2 separate regions of the Homo sapiens genome follow, and region 1 is linked to region 2. The links are chromatin contacts, found by Hi-C or POLR2A ChIA-PET in ENCODE. All regions are on one chromosome and are shown on one strand. Each heading gives the region's core, a stretch centred on a gene start or an enhancer-like site at or near the end of the contact. The rest is flanking DNA. Distances are from core to core; before and after follow the strand shown.

Region 1 (3,318 bases), core at 411-2,910, 76 kb after region 2:
CTTCATTCACAAAAATCTAGATGTCAAGTTAAAAGTCACTCTTCCACTCAGTACTCTGAAAAACATGCTGAATATAATTAGATTTAATCATTCTTCTTTTAATTTTTGTTTGCTAATCTGAGAATGTCCCACTATGAGGAGTATCTGAGCTTTGTTCTTTCGGGTGGTCCAATTGCTCTTACTAACTTGACCTCACCCGGGACTGGGATGGTCTGTTGGCATAATGATTTCCCAGATGCTGACTCTGCAATGTCCTGGATCAACACAGATGAAAAGGGAAGCCAGTTGTATTTAAGAAAACAATGATTGTAACTGTAACATTTGAGTGTAGTGATAAAGGAGGAAAGAAATTCTACTACATACATGCAAAGAGTCATCTAGAGAAACCTCCCCTTCCATGGAAGGGCCTGTCCACATGACTGAAAATTAAACAAAAGGCCCCCTGTGTTCTCCAAGATTCAGAATAAAAATCAAGAGCGTACCTTGAAGTTCAATTATTTTAAAAACACATTATAGATGATCAAGGGAGTTTTTAAAAAATTAAGTCTACTTAATTCTAGATGAAATCTGGAAAAACAAGTAGAAAAAGCCTACAATGAATTAACACTTTTAAAGTATTTAACTTATCGAGTATTTGAAAACTCTAAAATATCCAAAAGATAATTTAAAAAATCTGTGAGAAACTTAAATTATCAGGTACTGAGAATGAACATTTATTTTTTGGTGACTAAAATTCTCAGTAGTCTGACAAGTTATCAACGGCTGCTCAAGACTGTTAACAAGAAAGCCTGTCTAATACTATACAGCACCATAAGTAATGTCATTTACGCCAGTGCTAAAGGTCGAGTTCTGAGGAGCAAGCTTTTCTGTTAATATAACACAGCATTTTTCACATGCATTTCATGTGAATGAACAATGTCTTCATTGTTTGCCTGAACACTAATTTAATGTTGTATTTTTTTTGCTTGTGTCAATGAGTGTCAAAATATTGTTCTTTTAATACATGAAAGTATTTGCATAGAGCTTTATTACTGATCTTCAGATGTTAGCCAGAGGCAAAATAAAACAGAGACGCTCCAGTTGGGAAATCTCGCTCACAATGAAAAGCAAGAGTCCTTAACATATTCTGCTCTCCTGCCAATTTTTCTTCCAAGTACACAATGATTTATTTACTCCATAATTGGTGAAATTAAAAGCAACACTGGAGACGAAAAAAAAACTATAGGAAACCCTTTCCCTAAAAATGAAACAGAGACTTTGCAAGGAGGAATACAAAAACTCTAAGAGGAAGTACTAAGATGTAAGATCTTAACGTGAATTAAAGGACAATCTGATATAAACCTGATTACAGAAAAAGCCGAGAAGCACAGTCTGTTTCAACCATGAAGTGAGAAACACAGAGGCAATTTTTATTAAGTTATGCCTTTCAGCATCATCTCATCATTAAATGCTCAATTGCTTATAACCGTCTGCATTTATTAAGAAAAATAAAGCCACCACATTTTCTGCCTCCACAAAGTTGAAGAGTCCATAACCAGGTATCGGATGTGGTTTTCAATTCTGTTTTTTCCCTCCCTAACACTAATTATCCTGCCATTTGGTACTGCCAAAAAAGACAAAATGCCCTTTCAGAGAGGCATGGGCTCCTGCTGACGGGTTACTCACGACGAAACTTCAGGGCTGTACCCGGGTTGTGGTCAGGAGTGAGCAGTCCCAGAGCTGGCTGCCAGGGCAGGCTGGTAAAGGCCATGCTCGCACGGCGAGCAACCCGACCAGCCTTTCAAGTCAAGTGTTGGCTTGTAGACATATAAGTTAATCAGCTATGAAATAACCACCACAATGTACTTATTGATCACACAGGGCTTATGATGAAACTCTTGGCCCAGGGAAGATTTGTGCTTCTTTCTTTCAGCCTCCAACCTAAGAGAAAGAGCACTTTGAGGTGGTGTTTACGAAAAGGCAGATGTTAACTTCATGATTTCAACCTTCCCTTCCTGGGGAGGATGAGAAACACGCTGGGTCTTCAAAATGAAGCCCGACACATTCGCGTCCCTGTTCATTTTTTACAGAACTTGACATTTTCAGTGTATTGTGGTTATTATTAAGGAAGAGTATTTAGAAAGTTTCAAACTGATAAATTTTAAATGTGTTACCCTAATTTCTTTGCTTCGAGACATTAGGGAATGCTGATCATTTTGTTTATAAATCAATAATATCAAAGAATAGCAATTGAATGTTTGCTCCAAAAATCAAAACCATGTTTTAGAAAGCTGGTAGTTTTAAAGTGCTAGTGTATGTACAAGCAGAATGTTTAGTGTACTTTTACTGCTCTTGAAAATGAGCTGGTAAATACATGTGGTAATTATACTTTCTGCTCAATCTTCGGTTCCCATTTCTACCAAATTCTTTCTAAGATCGCAAAGGGAAAGACAAGGTGGGTGAGGCTGACTGGTGCTGTGGACACGTGCGAAGATGCTGGCAGATGTGGGCCACGGGCCATCCAGAAACGTGAAAAGAAACCAGTGTCTTTTCCCACTAGGTCAGCCCCATTGCTCTGAGCTGTCTTCTAATGTGCATCTTCTTAACCAAAAATGAAAAAGAACAAATTCAGTTCTGATTTCAGTGAGAGGACTATGCAAAGGGGCTGAAGAACCAGTGACTTAGGTCTTCAAGGGAAGCATTCAGTAAGTCAATTCTCCAGGGGCATGGAGATAAAACCCCAGCGTCTCCCCAAGAGTAAACCTACTGGCAAGTGATAAATCCCCCACTTCCAGGGCGCTGCCCTTACTGTCTGGCGAGGCCACAGACTGCAGGTGGACAGACATTAAAAACCATGGTCAGTGTGAGAATGAACATGATGGATGGTATGACAATTATGCAACTGCTCCTTCCTCTTTTCTTTCACATAGATTGCCCTGTGTGTGACTGACTCCAGAATAAACAGATTTTTTAAAGATCTAGTATTTCTAACAGTAAAATGGATTTCCGGTTTGCCCAGGGGGAACAATGGGACATCCCAGTCATCATGGTGGCATGAAATCTAGAAAGCGGAAGAACCAGTTTCTCCATTGGTACGAATCTGTCTCCCACTCAGTAGCTCAGTTTGAAACTTTGCTAGGACCACTAGTGAAAGTAGTGAACATCCGCTCCTGAGAGTGAAGAGTGCTCCCTGTCTCCACACTGGGGGCACAGGTGGAGGGCTCCCTTGGAGGGAGCAGTGCCATTTGCTGAAGCTGCGATCCACTGGAGCTGAGGCACCCCCTCTTGGCAGGCACCCCTGCTAGTTTGGAGGGTCTGCAGGGGAAAGACAGAGCGGGC
Region 2 (3,408 bases), core at 215-2,714:
AATGTACACCCTTAGTGGGTGATTTTTATTTTAAATAAATTATACCTCATTAAAGCTGGGGGTTAAACCGAGTCCAGCACCTGGCACCAAGTAAATATACACAGTAAATTATTCATCCTCTTCCTGTTAGTTGCCATTTAGAATTATCAACCTGTGCCTGCCACTGAAGCCACAATGATGTCAGGCTTAAGTGTTGCTTTTCTCCTTCAAATACTATGACACAAAACTGCTCCCTCTCTCCCCCCCCTTTTTTTTTAACTACTTACCCACCTTAAAAAAAAGGTAGACTTAATTAACACTTGTAAAGCACCTTGAGACACTTGAATTAAAAAGTAATAGAGGAGGCTGAGTGCGGTGGCTCATGCCTGTAATCCTAGCACTTTGGGAGGCCGAGGTGGGCAGATCACTTGAGGTCAAGAGTTCGAGATCAGCCTGGTCAACATGGTGAGACCCCCGTCTCTACTATAAACAGCAAAAAAATTAGCCCAGTGTGGTGGTACATGCCTGTAATCCAAGCTACTTGGGAGGCTGAGGCCGGAGCCGAGATCACGCCACTGCACTCCAGCCTGGGTGACAGAGCGAGACTCCATCTCAAAAACAAAAAACAACAAACAAACAAAGTAATAGAGGAGTATCTGGCACTGCTATTGCTCTTCTGTTTTCAATGATGCAAACAGTATAGCTCTTTGTTTGCTAAGCGACTTTAGTAAGGGTTTTTTTTTAATTAAAAAAAACTGTTTAATCTGAAAATGAAATTCAAAGGCCTGCTGACAATATATTCCTCGTCTCCATTCATGCCAACAATGACTATGCCAGCGTTTGCAGATTTATGCCCATGGATTCCCAGATTGGGAGACAGGAAATGGGTGTCCATCCTCCCCCACCTGCAGTTCCAAGCTGGCCGCACAGAGCACAGGGAGGTTGGTTGCTCAGAACGTGGCCATAACATTTACCAGGAAAAACGGAGTGAAGAGGAAGGATGGGAAGGAATGGAGGGGCACAGGATGGAGATTTTCCCAATCAAGTTGGGGAAAAGTATGGCTGTTTCACTCAGCATTTCTCTGCTTCACTAATTAAAAATGATTTTAAGAGCTAACAATTGCAAAAATCTTCTTAAGCTTATCAGTGAATTCCTGAATATCCCCTGGTGAAGTCTTCCTTTGGCATAGACGTGCATGCCCGAATCTTAATTTCTCTCTAGCATTCTGGGTGATCATGCCATAAAGCACAGGCCGTGGAGTCATTTTCTGAGACAAGAAGTCGCTCCACATTGGGCTTTCTGGCTGGTTCTTTTTGGCCGTGGGTCTGGTTACAGTGGTGGCAGAAGAAGCGAAGTCTGTAGCCCTCATTACAGACCCTTTGCTGGCTGGGGGCATGTGGCTGTGAGAGAGGAGCAGAACTGAAGCCAGTTTCTCCTGCTCTGCACTCTGAAACCCGAGATGACGCGGCCTCTTTCCCGCACAACAGTGTAGAGCGTTCAGTTGGTGTTATGACTTGTCTGGTTCCCACAGAGGAAGGAATCCTGCCAAATATTTGTAATCTGCACTTAAGTATGCAATCAGGGAAACCACACCCAGAAGCAAGTGCATGGCTACATAATTAAAATGGTCTTGCTGGAAGACCAACTGGAAATGGTTGGAGAGGGTGTGGGGGGAAGCTGATGAGTGAGTGTCACTGGGATCTCTGACACTTTGGCCATCATTCTCTGCAAAACATTTTCTCCTTAGACTCTAGCAAGCACGCATCTTTCTCTGTGTCCACTGATTAGTCACAGTATTTGTCTTTGTATAACCATTTAAGAAAATATTTGCATCTATTTAAAGGATCTAAATAGATCCCCCCCGGGTTGGCTTGTATTTATGGCATAAGCCATAATGGAATGTACTTATATGCAAACCATCTTTCCCTCTGAGTAAAGCATTTTGGCACATTTTCTATGACAGCACTGAGTCACAGTGCACAGTACATTAACGCAGCAACTTCTGAAATTGAGCTGCCCAGGTTGCAGGGCTGGCAATGCTTTATAAAAGGGTTAAAACCATTCACTCTGAGGTACTGGTAAGATAAAGGACTAAACAAACTAATGTGTTATCCTTGGAGGCAATACAATTTTTTTAAATGAAATTACTGAAATTAGTAAGGATTAAATTTAATTTTTATAGTCAGATAATAGCTACCAGCAGCGCCATCTGTTGAAATATTCCAAAACTTCATTTCCTGCATCCCAAATAATATTTACTTAAAGGAAGATACAAATGTTTAAAATCACAAGTAGGACTGGAACTCCATCCTCAGTTTTAGGCAAAATCACAACTATAATATTTTCCAGGACAAGAGGCGCCACCCCGTTTGTCAGGCCCCAGAGATGTCCTTACCTACATCAGTAACCCCTTCAAGGTTCACGAACCTTCTCACTGACAAAAAACTCCCATAACAGAAACGAAAGAGCTCCTGTTCAACTACAGCAACACCCCCAAGGCTTGAACATCAGGAAGGACGTGAACAGCACCTGCTACCTAGACTCTCCCGCACTTCACGGGCTGGTTGGGTTTCAGACCTGGAAGTGGCGCAGGCCTCCAACCTCCAGGGGAGGAGGATGAGGCCAATGTTCTAGGTCAAGGTCTTGCCTAAGATCAGACAGGTGGTAGGTATCAAGGTCAGGAGCTGCATTCAGGCCCCAGGTGTTCTGAATTTCAGCCCAGAACGCTTCCCATTGGATTCCAGGGCCAATACTAACTCCTCCACTCAGCAGGCCATCAGCAAGCTCCTGTGTTCCAGGCACCGTCCTTCTCCTGTGTTCCAGGCACCGTCCTTGACACTAGGGAGAGAGTTGCCAGCACAATGGACAGGGCCCTTAGCCATGCAGCTTCCATTCTAGCGGGAGGAGAGACACAAAGAGGCAGGTGAAGAACGTGAGGGGGGTTCAGAGAAGCCACGGAGGCTTCTCTGATGCAGAGACTGAAAGAGTGTGGGGAGCAGTCCTGCCCTCTAACTTTCTGGGGGAGGAGCAGGTGTCAGTGCCCCAAGGTGAAGCTGAAGGGTCAGTGTGGTTGGAGAGAGGGCATGGGGGTAAGAGGGCAGGAGCTAAGCGGGGTGAGGTTGGGGCGGGGCAGGTCATGGAGAACACTGTAAGCTGCGGGAAGGACCTGGAATTCCACTGAGAGAGCTGTAAAGCCACAGGTGGGTTCTGAATGAGAGGTAATGTGGTCTCACTTACGTAAAAAGTGCCACTATCTTCACAATGGGCTGTAGGAGGGCAAGAATGGAGGCCGTGAGGCTCTTAAATCCACAGCAGAGAGGATGGCGGCTTTGTTTAGCGGGGCTTGGGAGGCTGGTGAGACACAGCTGGATTCTGGGTTGATTTCCGAAGGAGAGTGAGTGAACCGTTCGCTGATGGATAAGTTGTGG

What was found. A loop is a pair of places that touch in the nucleus more often than their neighbours do. ChIA-PET counts read pairs that join two places held with the same protein, here RNA polymerase II (POLR2A). Pooled maps may share reads with other maps.
Region 1: a loop to region 2 is called in a pooled map, with 5 times the contacts of the local background. The contact joins two enhancer-like sites. A Hi-C loop is called at or near these places in 2 of 168 maps with a recorded cell type or tissue (PC-3 and PC-9) and 4 of 50 pooled maps. POLR2A ChIA-PET finds 5 or more read pairs at or near these places in 1 of 52 experiments (GM12878).

The regions. Positions count from the first base shown.
Region 1 is chr6:1,760,696-1,764,013 of GRCh38, forward strand. The region is part of intron 7 of GMDS (GDP-mannose 4,6-dehydratase); the gene reads right to left. LOC124901239 (a long non-coding RNA gene) reads right to left here. Exons shown (of 2, transcript XR_007059404.1): 1 at 1-3,318. Among named protein-coding and RNA genes, the nearest start is that of FOXC1, 150 kb to the left of the region's middle. Within about 2 kb of position 1,661, at least 2 of the 41 ENCODE cell types and tissues checked have a DNase peak (open chromatin) inside an H3K27ac peak, as active enhancers do.
Region 2 is chr6:1,684,772-1,688,179 of GRCh38, forward strand. The region is part of intron 9 of GMDS (GDP-mannose 4,6-dehydratase); the gene reads right to left. Among named protein-coding and RNA genes, the nearest start is that of FOXC1, 77 kb to the left of the region's middle. Within about 2 kb of position 1,465, at least 5 of the 41 ENCODE cell types and tissues checked have a DNase peak (open chromatin) inside an H3K27ac peak, as active enhancers do.